Regions from separate parts of the Mus musculus genome. Here region 2 is linked to region 1. Evidence: chromatin loops called from intact Hi-C (ENCODE). Cell type or tissue: left cerebral cortex. All regions are shown on one strand.

Region 1 (8,000 bases):
GGTCGCCCCGCAGAGGGCGAGTCCGGTTCCGTGGTGGTGCAGACGGCGCCGGGGCAGGTGGTGAGCCACCGCGGTGGTACCATTGTCTTACCCTGCCGTTACCACTACGAGGCGGCCGCCCACGGTCACGACGGCGTCCGCCTCAAGTGGACGAAAGTGGTAGACCCTTTGGCTTTCGCCGATGTCTTCGTGGCTCTGGGTCCCCAGCATCGAGCCTTCGGTCCCTACCGAGGGCGGGCCGAACTGCAGAATGACGGACCTGGGGATGCCTCCCTGGTCCTCCGAAATGTCACCCTTCAGGACTACGGGCGCTACGAGTGCGAGGTCACCAATGAGCTGGAGGATGACGTCGGCATGGTCAAGCTGGATCTGGAAGGTGACCACAGCATGGGCAGAGAAAAAGGGGTACAGTGGGGGGCAAACTGAATGAGGTTGTTTCGGTAGAGATTTTGTCAGGCAGGGGAATAGCTCATTTAAAAATTACAGCTCTTATTTAATGTATGTGTATACTAATATATGCCTGTGGTTAGGGCCAGAAGAGGCCTCCCTTCCCCTGGAGTTGGAGTTACAGGTGGTTGAGAGCTGCCTGGTGTCAGTGTGGGGAACAGAACTCTTTTTGGCTGGAAGAGAAACAAGGAAGAAAGAGGTCCCCCCCCTTTTTTTTCTTCCCTTCTAGACAAGGTCTCACCATGTAGCCCTGGCTGCCTTGGAACCCACTACATAGATCACGCTAACTTTTGTTGGGATAATCTTTTGGTGCACTGTGTGAAGGCCTGCCTAAGGCACCTTCTGATTAATTTAATAAAATCTCAACAAGCCTTGCATTTGCAGCGATCAGCATGCCTCTCAAGTGAAGGGATCAATGGTGAGGGCCATCCCTGGACTGAAGAAAGTGTTTTTTTAAACCGCTGAGCCATCTCTTCAGCACTAGCTCTATGACTAAGACAAGGTTTAATGGACCCCAGGTTGGCTTTGAACTCTTGAGCTTTCAAGAAAAAAGTTATTGAATTTTGGTGTGTGCACTTCTGTGTGTGTGTTTACGAGTGCACACATGCCACGGTTCTTGAATGGAGATCACAAACAATTTGCCGAATGGATTCTCTCCTGGAATAGAACTCAATTTGTCAGGGTTGGTGGCAAATGCCATTACCTTCAGAGCCATTCAATTGACACTTCTGAACATTTTAACAATGGAAAATTGTAGCTGTCTTCATTAGATGCTTTCTGTTTGCCAGCCACTTAGCTGAACGGCTCTCTGGAGCTTCTCATTTAATTTCCTCAAATCCCCAAGGTCGACAGCTATTAACCTAGAGATGAGCTCTGCCTCAAGAAGGCTATGGCGTTGCCCTGGGCATCTGTAGGTGAGGGGCGTGGCCAAGATTCGACATCCTGTCCATCAAAACTCTAGGGCTTCACCATAGCTGGTGTTTGCATCCTATCCTGGAATAGGGGCCAGCATGAGATTCTGCCTAAACCCTGTCCTTCAGCACAGAAACACTCCAGAGTTGGGTTGACTGAGTTTAGTGAGAAATAAGTTTAGAGTCACAGTCCCAGGCAGTTGGAAGGGAAACACTTTAAATAATACTGGCAAATCAGAGGGCTTGACACCTGCCCAACTGTTTCAGGGCCCAGGGTGTAGGAGTACTGCCCTAGGGACAGGTCTTTCCACTTCAGTAGTGAGTTGTCAGAACACTGGGACAGAGGACATTAAGAGTTGAGTTTTGATGGATGAATTAGGCAGCTGGAGAAGGATAGAAAGAACATGCATGAAGGTCTGTGGCCATGGAAGAGTAGCCATGATTAAAATGTATTAAGGCAGAGGAGCACATTCCACGCTTGAATCCAAGGACACATAATGGGCGTGAGGGGGCTAGAGGTGCGGCCGGGTCCGAGGGCTGAGAGAAAAGTGAACTGGAAGGTTCTGTTTCGTGTAAGGTGTAGTAGAATCCAGTGCGTGTGTGTGTGTGTGTGTGTGTGTGTGTGTGTGTGTGTGTGTGTGTGTAACCCTGACAGACTCCTATTTGTCTTCGTCCACCCAGGGGTGGTCTTCCCCTATCACCCGCGCGGAGGTCGCTACAAGATGACTTTCGTGGAAGCGCAGCGTGCTTGTGCCGAACAGGATGGCATTTTGGCGTCCGCGGAGCAGCTGCACGCGGCCTGGCGCGATGGCCTGGACTGGTGCAACGCGGGATGGTTACGCGATGGCTCGGTGCAGTACCCAGTGAGCCATGCCCGGGAGCCCTGTGGCGGGACTGGGAGCACTGGAGCTGGTGGCGGCACCAACGGGGGCGTGCGCAACTATGGATATCGTCATAACGCTGAGGAACGCTACGATGCCTTCTGCTTCACGTCCAACCTCCCGGGTGAGATAAGTCTTTTCCAAAGAAGCGGGTCTCCAGCACTTATTTCCCGCCTTCTTGAAAGAGACCTGTCCCAAGGACCTAGGCCCCCTAAATACATAGGCTTCTCCCTGAAGGGGACCCTTCTTCCCTCTCTCCTTCCTCTTAATCATTATGTCCTCTCCCAGGAAAGGAGGCCCTCTCCTCCAGTTCAAAAGCTCTCTCCCTGGAGGGACACCTGCCCCACATGCACAGGCTCTGACCCATGGAGCCTGGCCGCTGATTGCATAGTCCCAGTCCCCTAGAATGAGGTCCGCCCCAGGCGCATATGCCCCGCCCCTTAGGGAGAAACCCGCCCCAAGTGCCTAGTCTCCAACCCTTTGAGGAAGACAGCCCTAACCGCCTAACCCTAGGGCCTGGCAGGTGGAGGGAAGTCTGTCTCAGAAACATAGACTCCATCCCTCAGGGTATAGGCTTTTTCTCTCTTGAGGAAAGACTTCCTCCATGGGCTCCGCCCCAAAGAGATAGGCACAAATTAAGCCCAAAGCCCCCATCCCCGCCTCCCTGAGGAAGACCTGTCCGAAAGACATAGAGCCTACACCGTGGTTGAAGGTCCATTTCAAGAGTGTGGACTCTGCCCACAAGAACACAAGAACACAAATCCTATGCCTAAGGACACAGACACTACGCTAAGGCATAAGGACACTAGAGAAAACCTTTCCCAAACATAGGTCGCGCCCCAAATAAGAGCCCTGCCCAATGGACAGAAATCTCCCTGAAGTGCATAGACCCTCCCTCCAAGACCATTGTCCCCCACCAAAGTGAGCAGGCCCCGCTCCTCCGCCTTGCCTCCGCTTTCCAGGCTGCCACAGGGGGGCAGTGAAATGCCACATGGTACCAGCATCGCACTGGCGGTCCCAGGTTGCAGTGAATGGGATGGACTAGGCTCAGGAAGCCCTAGGACGCTAGAGCCTGGCGGGCCTATCCCTGGCCGGGGTCTAACACACTCTCGGGTCCCACAGGCCGCGTGTTTTTCCTGAAACCGCTGCGACCTGTGGCCTTGGCCGGGGCAGTGCGCGCGTGCGCTGCGCGGGGTGCCACAGTGGCCAAGGTCGGGCAGCTGTTCGCTGCGTGGAAGCTGCAGCTGTTGGACCGCTGCACTGCAGGCTGGCTGGCGGATGGCAGCGCGCGCTATCCCATCGTGAATCCGCGAACTCGCTGTGGAGGTCCTCGGCCCGGCGTGCGCAGCCTGGGTTTCCCTGACGCCTCCCGACGTCTCTTCGGTGTCTACTGCTACCGCGCTCCAGGTGCCCCAGATCCGGCTCCAGGCGGCTGGGGCTGGGGCTGGGCCGGCGGAGGAGGTTGGGCTGGAGGGTCGAGGGATCCGGCTGCCTGGACCCCGCTGCGTGTATAGATCTGGAAGGATGCGTGTTTGGGGGTGTTAGTGGCTGATCCAGTGGCCTCATGCACCCCCTGGATACCGATCACGTCTCAGAGTCTCAGAGATTCCTTGGACATATGACACACCCCTGCGGTGCACTGCAGACTGATCTAGCTACCTGTGGTCTTTGGACATTGACCATACCTAAGGTCTCCTGGATAAGCGACCTACCCCTGCGGTGAGCTGCAGGCTGACCCACTTGTTGTGGTTCTTGGTCGCTGACTATGTTGCCCTCTGAGGATCCCCTTTGGATAGTGGATATTTCATCTTTTAGACTTTGCCCAGAAGAGTCATACTCTCCCTAATCCCCGGGACCCCAGTAGACCAGCAGGACTCTACGGTTTCCAAAAGATGAACCTTCTATGGCCTTCTGAAAAACAGGTGGACACCCCCCTCAGTCACCTGGAGGCTGGACCCCCAGGATTAACTGGAGACCTGCCCCCAAACCTTCTGTATTTCCCGGGAGCTGGAAAACTGGTCTTGGATCGTCAGCTGTACACTGACTCCATCACCTGGTGAAGAAACAGAAAACCACAGGTCACAAGATGATCGTGCCCTGTACGAGCAAGTGACCCAGATTCCCACTCTTTCAGAGAGTCTCTTTACGTTTTCAAGGTAGCATACTTTGTCCCTGGGTCAATATGGAGGACAGACCCAACACCTCTGGTGTCACAGGAGAGTCTCCTCAGCTGGCTCCTGGAACAGCGGCCATGCCTATCCCTCAGGTTTTCCTCTGACCAGAGAGTAGACTCGCTTGAATGTCCCGTCCCCGGGCTCCTTGGGGGATGTCACCAAAGAGATTCCCTCAGACAAGAAACCCCTAAAAATCTGACTTGCAGAGACAAGCTGCTCGGCTTCTTAAGGTCACATAGGCCACCAATGCAGCCTTACCAGGCTCACCCGCTACACCCACAGAAATGGCACATTCTGCCTTCCTCTGTAACCATGGTTACCACACTTTTCCTTTCTTACTGGCCTAAAGCCTAACACCTACCACTTCATTTTTGTCTGTCCCTGCCCTGGTGGACTGCTGTGGAGACAATCTTCCCCACTGAGTATCCTCAGGGTAACCCAACATTCAGTTCTCCAGGCCTCTCCATGGAAACAGCTGCCCCTTTCCCAAAGAGCATCTTCTGTTTCTCTCAGTTGCCCAAGCCCCGCTCCTAGACAGTTTGAAACACCCAGACTGTTGCCATGGAGTCCAAACCTCTGGTGTCCAAGGTAACAGAATACCTGTCCCTTCAAGGCTTTCCCCTCCAGGGTCCCATCCTGTCCAACTGTTGCCATAGAGAACGTCGGTGTCTCCATGACAACTGACCTGCAGCACTCAGGAACTTCTTGCTATGGGTCCCTCTGACTGGAGCTGCCTGCTGTGTTCCTCAGGCGCCTGACAAATGTCCCTTCTTCAGATGGGCCTATGCAGGACTCTGCTTCTGGAACAGCTATCTGCACCATCCATTTGCATGCTAACTTTACTCCACCCAGCAGCTGAGCAGGAGCCACCACTGCAACCCCCTCCAGCATTTTAAATGTTCACCCTGCAGACTAGGAAACTGAGGCTGTGGTACCGCACAAAGGCCGACCTTTCCTTCTTGGAAATCAAGGAGGGCAGATTCTCCCTGAAACCATCAATTTCAACCCATTTCTGAGGACCCATGTGTGCTCAAGGGTCAAGACCAGCCCAAATGCAGGAGCCTCCAGGTCTCAGATGCTGCTGGAACCAGCAAGTACCCTTGCCCACACACTTTCCTGCCTGCCCCATCTATCTCGGCTAATTCCACCCCTGAGTCTGGAAGCTAAGGGGCTGTGGGCTCCAGTCACACCTTTTGTTCTAAAGTGTGCAGCCAAACACTTATCCAGACTCTTCTCTGGGCTAGGATTGTTCTGAGGTCCCCAGCAGCAGCCTGCAGCCCAAGTTCAATAAACCTTTGTTTTTTCTGGTGAATGTGAAACAAGGCTGCCAGTCCCTGTCAGTGCAGTGGGCTTCTCGGTTCAAAAGTGGCTCCTCTCCCTTTTTTCACTGCTCCAGGATCCTGTGGGATCCTCTCTGACCTCCTCATGTGCCCTGGGGCATGTGTGCATACACATGAATCATAGTAACATGTCATCTAAAAAACGTTAAGTAGGAGCTGGCTGTAGAAATGAGGTAGCCAATCTGTATTTTTATTTATTTGCTTATTTATTTTGTTTTTTTTGAGACAGGGTCTCACTGTTTAGCCTTGGCTGTCATGGAACTTGCTACATAGACCAGGCTTGGCCTTGAGCTCAGTGATCTGCCTGCCCCAAGTGCTGAGATTAAAGGTGTAAGCCACCACTGCCTGGCCAATTTTTATTTATTTTTAAGTTTTTTTGTCAGTATTTCGTGTGTGTCTGGTGCCCCTGGAGGCCTGCTGAAGGAGCTGGACCCCGTAGCTAGAGTTAGAGATAGTTTTGCTGCTGCATTTGGAAGAGCAGCAAGGCATCTTAGTCAACTAAGCCAGCTCTCTAGTCCCGAATTTTTGTTTGTAAACTTGACTTATTCACTGGTGTTTAGTGTGTGGGAGTGGGAGTGTGTACAAAACAAGTGGTAAGAGGACAGGTTGGCATTCATACAGTCCTGGACCAATCAAGGTTACTCTGGAAAATGGGCCATACCATTATTGGCTGAGTTGGGGTGGCTCCACCCACTTTGCTTTCATTCAATGAAAGTTGGATATTTTACATGCAAAAGGGAAGGTGGACCCCACTTCAGGGATTGAAAATATTTACTTAGAAATCCAATCTCACCAGTATACATGCTATTCCTCTTCCCAATCCTCTTCTCCAAATAAAATTGGGGGGATGGGGAGTGGGTGTACATCTTTGTGGCTCTCAGAATTCAGAGCCAGTCTGGTCTACAGCAGTGGGTCTCCACCCCTTTGGGGGGTCACATCAGATCTTCTGCATATCAGAACTTTACATTACAATTCATAACTAGCAAAATTATAGTTATGAAGTAGCAATGAACTAATTTTATGGCTGGGGGTCACCACACCATGAGGAACTGTATTAAAGGGTCTCAGCGTTAGGAAGGATGAGTGATTTTCCAGGCCAGTTAAGGTTATGTAGTGAGACCCTGTTTCAAAAACTAAGACACCCTTCCTCCCCAAGGACACCCTTGCCTTCTCTCACTTTGGTACATGCCTTTTGTCACTAAGGCTGACTGGGACACACCTCTATCCTCTGTGCACAATTGTCCCCAGCTACAGATGACAGGGTTTTACATAGCTGGCAGCAGCCATTGCTGTCTTGATGGATGGATGCCTGGCAAGATGCTTCAATGGGTAAAGGCACTAGTCTCTGGGCCTGGTGACCTGAGTTTGACCGGTGGGACTCCCACTCGGAAGGAGAGAGCTCACTCCCAGGCTGGCTTTGACTTCCACATCTGCGCTGTGGCTCCTATGAGCATCTCTCTGTTGTTGATGGTGGTGGTGGTTCTTTTTAGACAGGATCTCTCTGTGTAGTCTTAGCGGTCCTGGAACTCGCTTTATAAACTGGGCTAGCTTTGAACTCAGAGATCCACCTGGCTCTGCCTCCAGAGTGCTGGGATTAAAGTCATGTGCCACCACCCAACTTGGTTCACACTTCTTATCCTACCACTCAGTAGGCTGAGGTAGAAAGATTGCTGTGAGCTTGAGGTCAGCCTGAGCTACAGAATAAGGCCAGCAGTCAATAGCTAGCTAATTCTCTGCATCTCTGGCAGGCAGCTTATAGCTGCACTTTTCCAGGGCATGTATCTGTCTTCCTCTCCTGCGTTCGTTTGTTTGTTGCCCAGGCTAGCCCTCCTACCTCCACCTCTGCAGCACTGGGAGGAGGCATGTACGATGCTGCTCTGTTTCTTATCTGGAGGAAAAGGAAGAAAGGAAGGAAGGAAGGAAGGAAGGAAGGAAGGAAGGAAGGAAGGAAGGAAGGAAGGAAGGAAGGGAGGGAGGGAGGGGGAGGGAGGGAGAAAGAGAGAGGGGAGGAGGGAGAGAGAGAGAAAAAGAAAGAAAGAAAGAAAGAAAGAAAGAAAGAAAGAAAGAAAGAAAGAAAGAAAGAAAGAAAGAAAGGAAGGAAGGAAGAAAGAAAGAGAGAGAAAGAAAGAGAAAGAAAGAGAAAAGATACCTTCTATTTCTCCTGCGGTACCCTACTTTCCCTCTGACCGGGCACAGTGTGTGGCTCCTAATAAGGGCTCAGGGCCCATGGCTGTGGCTCACTTAGTG
Region 2 (8,000 bases), 130 kb after region 1:
CACCTATGCCCGAGGACTGAGGAACAGGGTTTGAAGTCTGCCCACAGTCACACACATCACTGACCCAGACAGCAAGTTATGCAATCTAGGCAGTATAGGACTAGGAGACCCTTCACCTACATCTTGTTGTGTCTGTCCCCTGAGAGTGGAGAAGGGCAAGGTGACCCAGTCCAAGGTTCATGTCCGTCCTTGAGCTGGCAGGGCCTCTCCCTGTCCATTGTGGGGAAGCTCAGACATCTGAGTGTCTGAGTTAGGATAACTCTCCTGCCATACCCCCCTACGCCCCACACATACACTTTGCAGAGCTGCCAGAAGTAACGGCTGGTTCCCATGGAAACTAAGAGCCTTCTGGGAAAGGCATACCTGGTCCAGACCTACCAGAGGGGGAAGGGAATATGAGACAGAGGCAGGAGGTTCTGAGGTTACTCTGAACCCCACGGGTCACAAAAGTTCAGGAGCAGCTAGCTGCTTAGGGACCTGCACAATGTTGGGTAGGTGGTGTGAGCATTTGAATTGGTGACAATGGTGTTATGTTTCACATTGGGGAAACTGAGGCTCAGACATGGACTGGGGCTGCTGTGAGGCAGCATTCCTAGGACAATGGGGCTGGAGCTGATGATCCCTATTCCTCTCCATGTCCAACACAACCCAGTGTTTCAGAAACAGAGAGGTTCCCACAAGTCAGGCTACCTGCTCTCAGCCACAGATCTCACTCAGAGCAGATAGACTGTCCTTGACCCCAGCCTCAGTGACCTATATAGACCAGGCTCTGGCCCAAATACCCCAGTGCCTGTAGCTACCTCAGGTGCCAAGTGCCTGCTCTCGATGAGGCTGTGGACACAGCACCAACAGAGCTATGAAGAGACCCCTTTAGCCTGCATTAGCAGGCTGCAATATCAAGGACCAGGGCCAGGGCAGACCCTGATGGATGAATCTGAAATCCCTGCCTCTACCAGCAGTGCCAGGAATTCTAGACCTATTTTACAGGTGAGAAAAATGAGAAGCTTTAAAATTACACTCACTTATTTATTTGTTTGTTTGTTTATTTAGCTAGCATGTATGTGTGCACCACAGCACACATACAGAGTTCAGAGGACAATTTGGAGGAGACACCTCCCTCCTCCCATCATGCGGATCTTGGGGAATCAGCCTTGGCTGAAGCACCTCTACCCAGGGGGCCTGCCCAAGGAGCAGGGTTATCAACTGCTTGGAGTGGTGCCCGGATTGCAGGCTGGCCCTGCTGGGACACCAGCTTGTGGAGGCCTCAAACTCCAGACAGAACACTGCAGTTCCATGTGCCCTTTGTCCCAAAGCTGCAGAGAGCAGCTGTGGTAGAAGGGACACTGGCAGTGGTGGGCCACCAGGTCATCACTGCTTCTGCCCTCCCCACCCCCTGCCCTGCTAGCACACTTGTGCTCTGGGTAGCATGGGAAGGAGGACAGAGAGGCAGGGCCCCATAGCCACCCACGTTCTGGAGTCAGAGTTCTCTGAGCTAAGGTCATAGAGCCAGGTCACCCTTCTTTCCTGTCCACAGTTCACGAAGCTCCACACGGCAGCCTAGGTCTCGCAATGCGGCCTTAGCCACATCTTCACAGTCTGGGTGAGCAGCTCGGGCTTGCAAAATGAGCTCCTCTGCCCCCAGGTCCAGGATGGGCTTGGAGAAGACTTGGCTGCGGGACACCAGGTTTCGGATCAGCATGCAAGCCTGTTTCTGGAAGACAGAGAGGCTATGACTAGGGGGAACAGCCTGGGTTAAGGTCCACTCCGACCTCCGTGTACTCCTCAGAACATGATGAGACAAATATTCAGTAGACAGCTACACTGGACCAGGCCAGACCCATGGTCCCATGTGACCTTCTCAGTTGCATGTCCCACATCTCCTAAGTGAACACTCAGGACAGAAACTTGGACCCAGACAGCCAGCTACCCATGTCCCCTGAGGCAGGCTTTGGAGATGGTGCACAGAGGACATGGATAGAGGATTCCAAAGTTTATTTCTCAATGAGTCACCCATCTGGGTTGGTTCCAGGATCCTTCATCTAGTTTTGTTTTTTGTTGTTTGTTTGTTTTGTGAGACAGGGTCTCTTTGTGTAGCCCTGGCTGTTTCGAAACTCACTAGGTAGATCAGGCTGGCCTTGTACTCAGAGATCTGCCCATCTGTGTTTCTCATGTACTGAAATTAAAGGTATGTACCATTACATCCAGCCCTCCTTTCATGGATTTTAAAATCACTGATGCACAGGCACCATCTTCCACAGCTGGGTCTGCAGAGACCAGGTTTTCATGCTCCATGGACTGTCCTCATGGCTGGGTGGCTCAGAACACCTGACACAATGGGGAAGCTGTGTGCATGATGATGTTTAGTAGTGACAGGTGGGGAAGGTGGCACACACTGAGGAGCCAGCACCTACTGGGCTGAAGACGTGGGACCCTGACCTCCACACATGCAGGAGCTATAGATCTAGAGCTTGTTTCAAAGGAAAGCTGGAGTTGGGCTGAGTCAGAGGTCTGTTGGTACAGTGTTTACGGAGCATGTACTAGGCCCTGGGGTCAGTCTCAATCCCGTGTGGTGGCACAGGCCTGTCACTCCAGCACTCACTGGGGAAGGCAAGAAGACTAGGCGGTGAAGGTTGTTCTTTTGGCAAAAAAGCTAGAGGCCAGTTTGCTGAGCTACTCTGTCTCAAAAAAAGAAAAAGGAAGAGGAAGAAGAGAAAGGGGATAAACATACAAAGAAGAAAACTTTAGGCACATGTGCTTGTGTGTGTGCATGTGTGTGTGTGTACTAAAGTCCTTGTGTATGAAAGTCCCCAGGCTGTCCTGTAGTGTAGGCTGGTCAGTCTTAAATTCATGTCTCTTGCGGGATTATAGCCACCACACCTGACTCAACATGCTTAGCTGATGAGAAGGAAAGGGCCCTGTGGGCACAGCCGCTTACTCACCTGGACACCAGCCTCCTGTGGATGCGCCTTCATGGCCTGCAGAGCAGCCAGCGCCCCGCCGCCCTCAATAATGACCCGGCTGTTGTCTGGCTTGCGAAGAGCTAGGACGCAGAGTGCGGCGCAGCTTTGCTCACACACCTGTGAGTGTGGACAGCCACTGAGACTCTGGGCAGACAGATCCCCTCCCCGTGAGTGTCAGCATGAGTCACTGCCCCAGCCTGGATATTCTGCACTTCCCTTCAGTGGGTCCTGCAGGCTTATGTGTCACAGCAGTGGTGGGTTGGGTACCCAGGGGGGGTGTAGCCTACCGTGGGGAACAGAAACTCCAGTCCTTCACCTAGCCTTGCTGTCAGTGAGGAGGCAGCCCCTGTAAATCTGGCCATTGTCCCGCCCATGTGTCTGAGGTGGGTACCTGGGGGCTGGCCAGGTGCCGAGTCATAGCAGCCACAATGGACTCCGTACCACCTGCCCGGACAATGGCATCCTTTACGTCGTCGTTGCCTGCGATAGCCCTCAGGGCACTGAGAACTTGCTTCACGAGGTCCTGTGTGGATGGAAGGTGAGATCACCCTGGCTTATGTGTTATCTGCAAGCCTCCTACTTGCTTGATGGTGGGAGAGGGCGCTAAACAAAGCATTCTGGCTGTTTCTCAGTTTGAACACATGTGACCACCCCAGGGTCACAGGCCTGCCTGGGACAACAGGATCATGACCCACCATACAGAGGAAGGGCAGGTTGGAGGAGGGCAGGCCAGGTCTAGTGATTTGCTGATCCACCTCACATGAGGTGGGCATCAGACACGGCTCAAGGAGAGCACTGAGCGGCCTGAGCTGAGGAAGTTATTCCCATGTCCTCACTCCTGCTCCCTGCTGGAGAGAGTGTACAGGTGGGGCCTGAGCAGCAGCTCAGGGAGTACTGTGTCTGCCTTGCACGCACAAGGCCCCAAGTTCTAGCACCCTGAACAACCACAGGAAACCTGGGCAAGGTAGCACACGTGGGTTAAATTAAAGCCAACTAAGATTACATGAGCCCTTTCAACCCTGTCTCCCTGTCTGTCCATCTCTCTTTCTCTCTCTCTCTTACATACATGCACATGCACACACACAGTGTGGTAGCTCATGCCCGCCATTCCAGGACTTGGAAGGCTGAAGCAGGAGAATTATAGTATCAAGCCCAGCCTGGGCTACAAAGACTGAAAAGTAAAAAGGGCTGTGGTGTGATTTGGTGGCAGTGGGCTTGCATGCAGGAGGTTCTAAGTCTCACCAATATAGGGAAACAAGAAAAAAGGAAAGAAAAACCAGCCAAAAGAACCACGACCCTAAGAGTGTGGGCAGGCCTTCTTCATTCAGACTTTCACCCTTGCCTCGATGGGGTCAGTCTGGCCAGCTGGCCTCAGGGGCCAGGAGCCCTGGGGAAAGAGGAAGACTCTGGGCTCCACCTGGTGGTCATTGCAGTCAGCCAGCAGGGTCACAAGGATGCCAAGGCCTCCGAGGTCTATAACCTCCTGGCAGAATTCATTCCGAACAGCCAGGCGGGATAGGGTGCTGCAGAGTTCGCTCAGGACCCCTGGGTTGTCAGAGAATGCTGTGCAGAGGAAAGAAGTGAGAATTAGAGCTGGGAGGGACCAGGGACAAGCAGCTTTGTAGATAGGAGCCTGTCAGTCTCCGCAGAACTTCCCACTTCACAGGCTGGCTGCAGTCATCCAATAAGCCCATGGGAGAATTAGCCCCTGGCTGGGCCTACCATGCCCCATGCCAGCAGCTACAGAAATTGACAGCACAGTGGCAAATAACTGCCAGACATGTTCCTGGAATCCCCTAAGCAAAGAAGTTAAAGGTTGGGCATTGTGTACACCTTAATCCCCTGCACTCGGGAGGCAGGGACAGGGGAATCTTTGTGAGTTCCAGGACAGCCTGGCCCACATAGCAAGCTCCAGACCCTCATCGTGAGACACAAAGAAAGGTAGGAAGGAAACCAAACAACCCGGGCAAGGCTTCTGACATAACTTTGAGGCTCCTGTCTGAAGTTTTCCACACACCACAGGAAGCTGGTGAGGAACACATGCAGACCAACCGGCGAAGTCCCGGCGGTGATGATCAGCAGTTACCATTTATAGGATCACCATGGCACTTGCTACCTGTGCCCACTTGGCATCCTCTTTTCCCTGCACAGGTTGATCTGAACAGGCTTTAAGTAATGAGAAGATGTGGTGGCTGCAGGTGGTCCATCCAATCAGGTAAAGGCTTTGTTTGGTAAGTGGGACATTGAGGTTTCTCGGTGGAGAAAGTGTCTGGGGACTGCTGGGAATCTCTGGTCTGCCCTAGGGCCTTCATACTACCAGAATGTGAGCCATTCTCTTTAAATAACTACTTAGGGGCTGAGGAGCAGCTTAGAGCCAGGGCCTGGGCTCAGCACAGAGTAGTTTGTGCTTAACATGAAGCACACTCTGTGCTGGGTCCCACTGCAGCACTAGGAAGCAAAGGACAAGGCAGACAAGGCTCCGACGTTTGCACTCCCGCTCTATTTCTAATTAGCCTAATTCAAGCTGCCACAAACAAGCCCATTCTTCAAGAAGCTGACTGGCTTTACAGATGGTCAGGCCTCATTTCTCAGCCACTCTGTGGTACAGAACAGGGCCTGAGAAAGGCTTTCCTATCTCTCAGATGAGTGGAGATCCCATGCATAGGCCTGCTACAGAGCTGGAGCCACAGGGCAGGCTGGGAACTTATCCTCCCAGCTGAGAACCATGCCATCCTCTAACCACCCACCATCCTCTTCCCAGGGCTGCTCCTACCTCTGGCAGCCTCAATGAGCACCTTCAGGCCTTTGTTCTCCTGAACAATCATCTTGGCGTGCTCATGGGCATGGCCAAAGGGCACTCGGATATCATCATCAAAGGTCATGACCCGCAAGGCCCAGCAGGCCTCCCTGACCACATCGGCGTGCTGGCCATGCTGTGTAATAGCCGCTGTGAGCAGGGGCAACACGCCAGCTTTCACCAAGTCCTGCCGATTCTGTTCGTGCTTTAGGCAGACATGGCGCACGCAGCGAATCCCACAGCACGTGAGTTCAGTGTTGGCGGCATTCTGTGCTAGCGTGGCCACGAGAAGATGCAAGCCCTGGGCATCCAGGAGGTCAGGCTGGCCATCAGTCAGCACTGCCAGAGCATTGAGAGCCTGGAGCAGAAGACCCTGGTTGCTAGTGGCAGCCAGCTGCCAGGCAGCCAGGAGGATTGGGTAGGCTCCCTTCTGGGCTGCCAGGTAGCGGCTGGCCTTCTGCTGCTTGCACTGGTCACAGAAGCGGACAAGGTGGGCTGACACCTCCTGGAGCCGAGAGCCAGTCAGGGACTCCTGCAGATCGTTAAGGGCCTGTGGAGAATGTCACAGTATTAGTTGCTGTTGATAGGTTCAGCACCACAGGCAGTCTCAACCCAGAATCTGGGCCCAGGATGGAAGATAGGGCCAGATCCATCTGGACATTTCTACACCTATACTGATATTTTAAGATACCTATACTATTATTTTAAGAAAGAATCTTTTTTTAAGTGTGTGTGTGTGTGTGTGTGTGTGTATAATACTCTCAGAAAAGGAGGTAGAATCCACTGGAGCTGGAGTCACAAGCTGTTGTGAGGTACCATGTGGATACTAGGAATTGAACCTGAGCCCTCAGTAAGAGCAGCATTCATAACTGCTGAGCCATCTCTTCAATACCAACATAGGGGCTTGATTTATAGCCCAGGCTGGCCTTGAAATTATGTTGTCTAAGCTGGCCTTGAACTCATAGGAAAACTCCTGCAAGAGTGTCTGGAGTGCAGGGACCCCAGCTATGAGCCATTATATATGTATAATCACCCTATTTTAAAAAAAAAACAAAAACTTTTATGAGTGTTATTTTATGTGTATGGGTGTTTTGCCTGCATGTCTATCCAAGAACTGAACCACTTAAAGTGCTTGACACCAGGGCTGGAGAGATGGCTCAGCAGTTAAGGCACTAACTGTTCTTCTAGAGGTCCTGAGTTCAATTCCCAGCAACCACATGGTGGATCACAACCATCTGTAATGGGATCTGACGCCCTCTTCTGGTGTGTCTGAAGACAGCTATAGTGTACTTATATATATAAAATAAATAAAATCTTTTTTAAAAAATCTTAAAAAAAAAAAAAAGGTGCTTGACATCAGAGGAGGCCAAAAGAGGGTGTCACATCCCCTGGGACTGGAGTGTCACATCCCTTGGGACTGGGGTTACAGATGGTTAATAAGCAGCTGTGTGGATGCTGGGAACTGAACCCAGATCCTCTGTAAAAGCAGTCAGTGTTCTTAACTGCTGAGCCAGCTCTCCAGTGCCTGTATTTTTCTCTTTTTTTTTTTTTTTTTTTTTTGAGACAGGGTTTCTCTGTATAGCCCTAGCTATCCTGGAACTCACTCTGTAGACCAGGCTGGCCTTGAACTCAGAAATTCGTCTGCCTCTGCCTCCCAAGTGCTGGGATTAAAGGCCTGTATTTTTCTAAAAACAAAAAGGAATTATTTATTTATTTATTTATTTTATGTATATGAGTGTTCTGTCTGCATGTACATCTGCACACCAGGAAAAGGCACCAAATCCCATTACAGATGGTTGTGAGCCACCATGTGGTTGCTAGGAATTGAACTCAGGACCTCTAGAAGAACAGTCAGTGCTCTTAACCACTGAGCCATCTCTCCAGCCCTGTCCCTGCATTTTTAAGTACTGTGGATTGAACCTGGAGGTCCATGCAAAATAGGAACCTCTGAGTCACATATATCCTCTGCCCTTAGTTTTTTTTTTTACTTTTCTTTTTTTTTTTTTTAGAAAGGTGGAAATCATTTTTTTAAGATTTATTTATTTTTTTATTATATATAACTACACTGTAGCTGTCTTCAGACACTCCAGAAGAGGGAGTCAGATCTCATTTTGGATGGTTGTGAGCCACCATGTGGTTGCTGGGATTTGAACTTCGGACCTTCGGAAGAGCAGTCGGGTGCTCTTACCCACTGAGCCATCTCACCAGCCCTTTACTTTTCATTAAAACGTTTTTTTAAGTCT

Evidence for each region. A loop is a pair of places that touch in the nucleus more often than their neighbours do. Peaks named below come from ENCODE experiments on the same cell type or tissue, not always from the same donor. Only the 100,000 strongest peaks of a DNase experiment are listed, where the experiment ranks them.
Region 2: a loop joins it to region 1, with 2.1 times the contacts of the local background. A loop is called at or near these places in 7 of 42 quality-filtered maps.

The regions. Positions count from the first base shown.
Region 1 is chr8:70,084,769-70,092,768 of GRCm38, forward strand. It overlaps Hapln4 (hyaluronan and proteoglycan link protein 4), which reads left to right. Exons shown (of 5, transcript NM_177900.4): 3 at 14-376; 4 at 2,040-2,363; 5 at 3,362-6,094. The coding sequence ends at 3,753. Among named protein-coding and RNA genes, the nearest start is that of Hapln4, 5.2 kb to the left of the region's middle. In left cerebral cortex, CTCF peaks have their summits at 141 and 3,203 (motif pointing right); DNase peaks (open chromatin) are centred at 64, 2,764, 3,235, 4,729 and 2 more places; H3K4me3 peaks cover 991 bases; H3K27ac peaks cover 2,261 bases.
Region 2 is chr8:70,219,167-70,227,166 of GRCm38, forward strand. Armc6 (armadillo repeat containing 6) reads right to left here. Exons shown (of 8, transcript NM_133972.2): 4 at 5,734-6,307; 5 at 4,378-4,523; 6 at 3,352-3,483; 7 at 2,940-3,077; 8 at 1,026-1,711. The coding sequence ends at 1,499. Among named protein-coding and RNA genes, the nearest start is that of Slc25a42, 11 kb to the left of the region's middle. In left cerebral cortex, a CTCF peak has its summit at 4,383 (motif pointing left); DNase peaks (open chromatin) are centred at 304 and 4,386.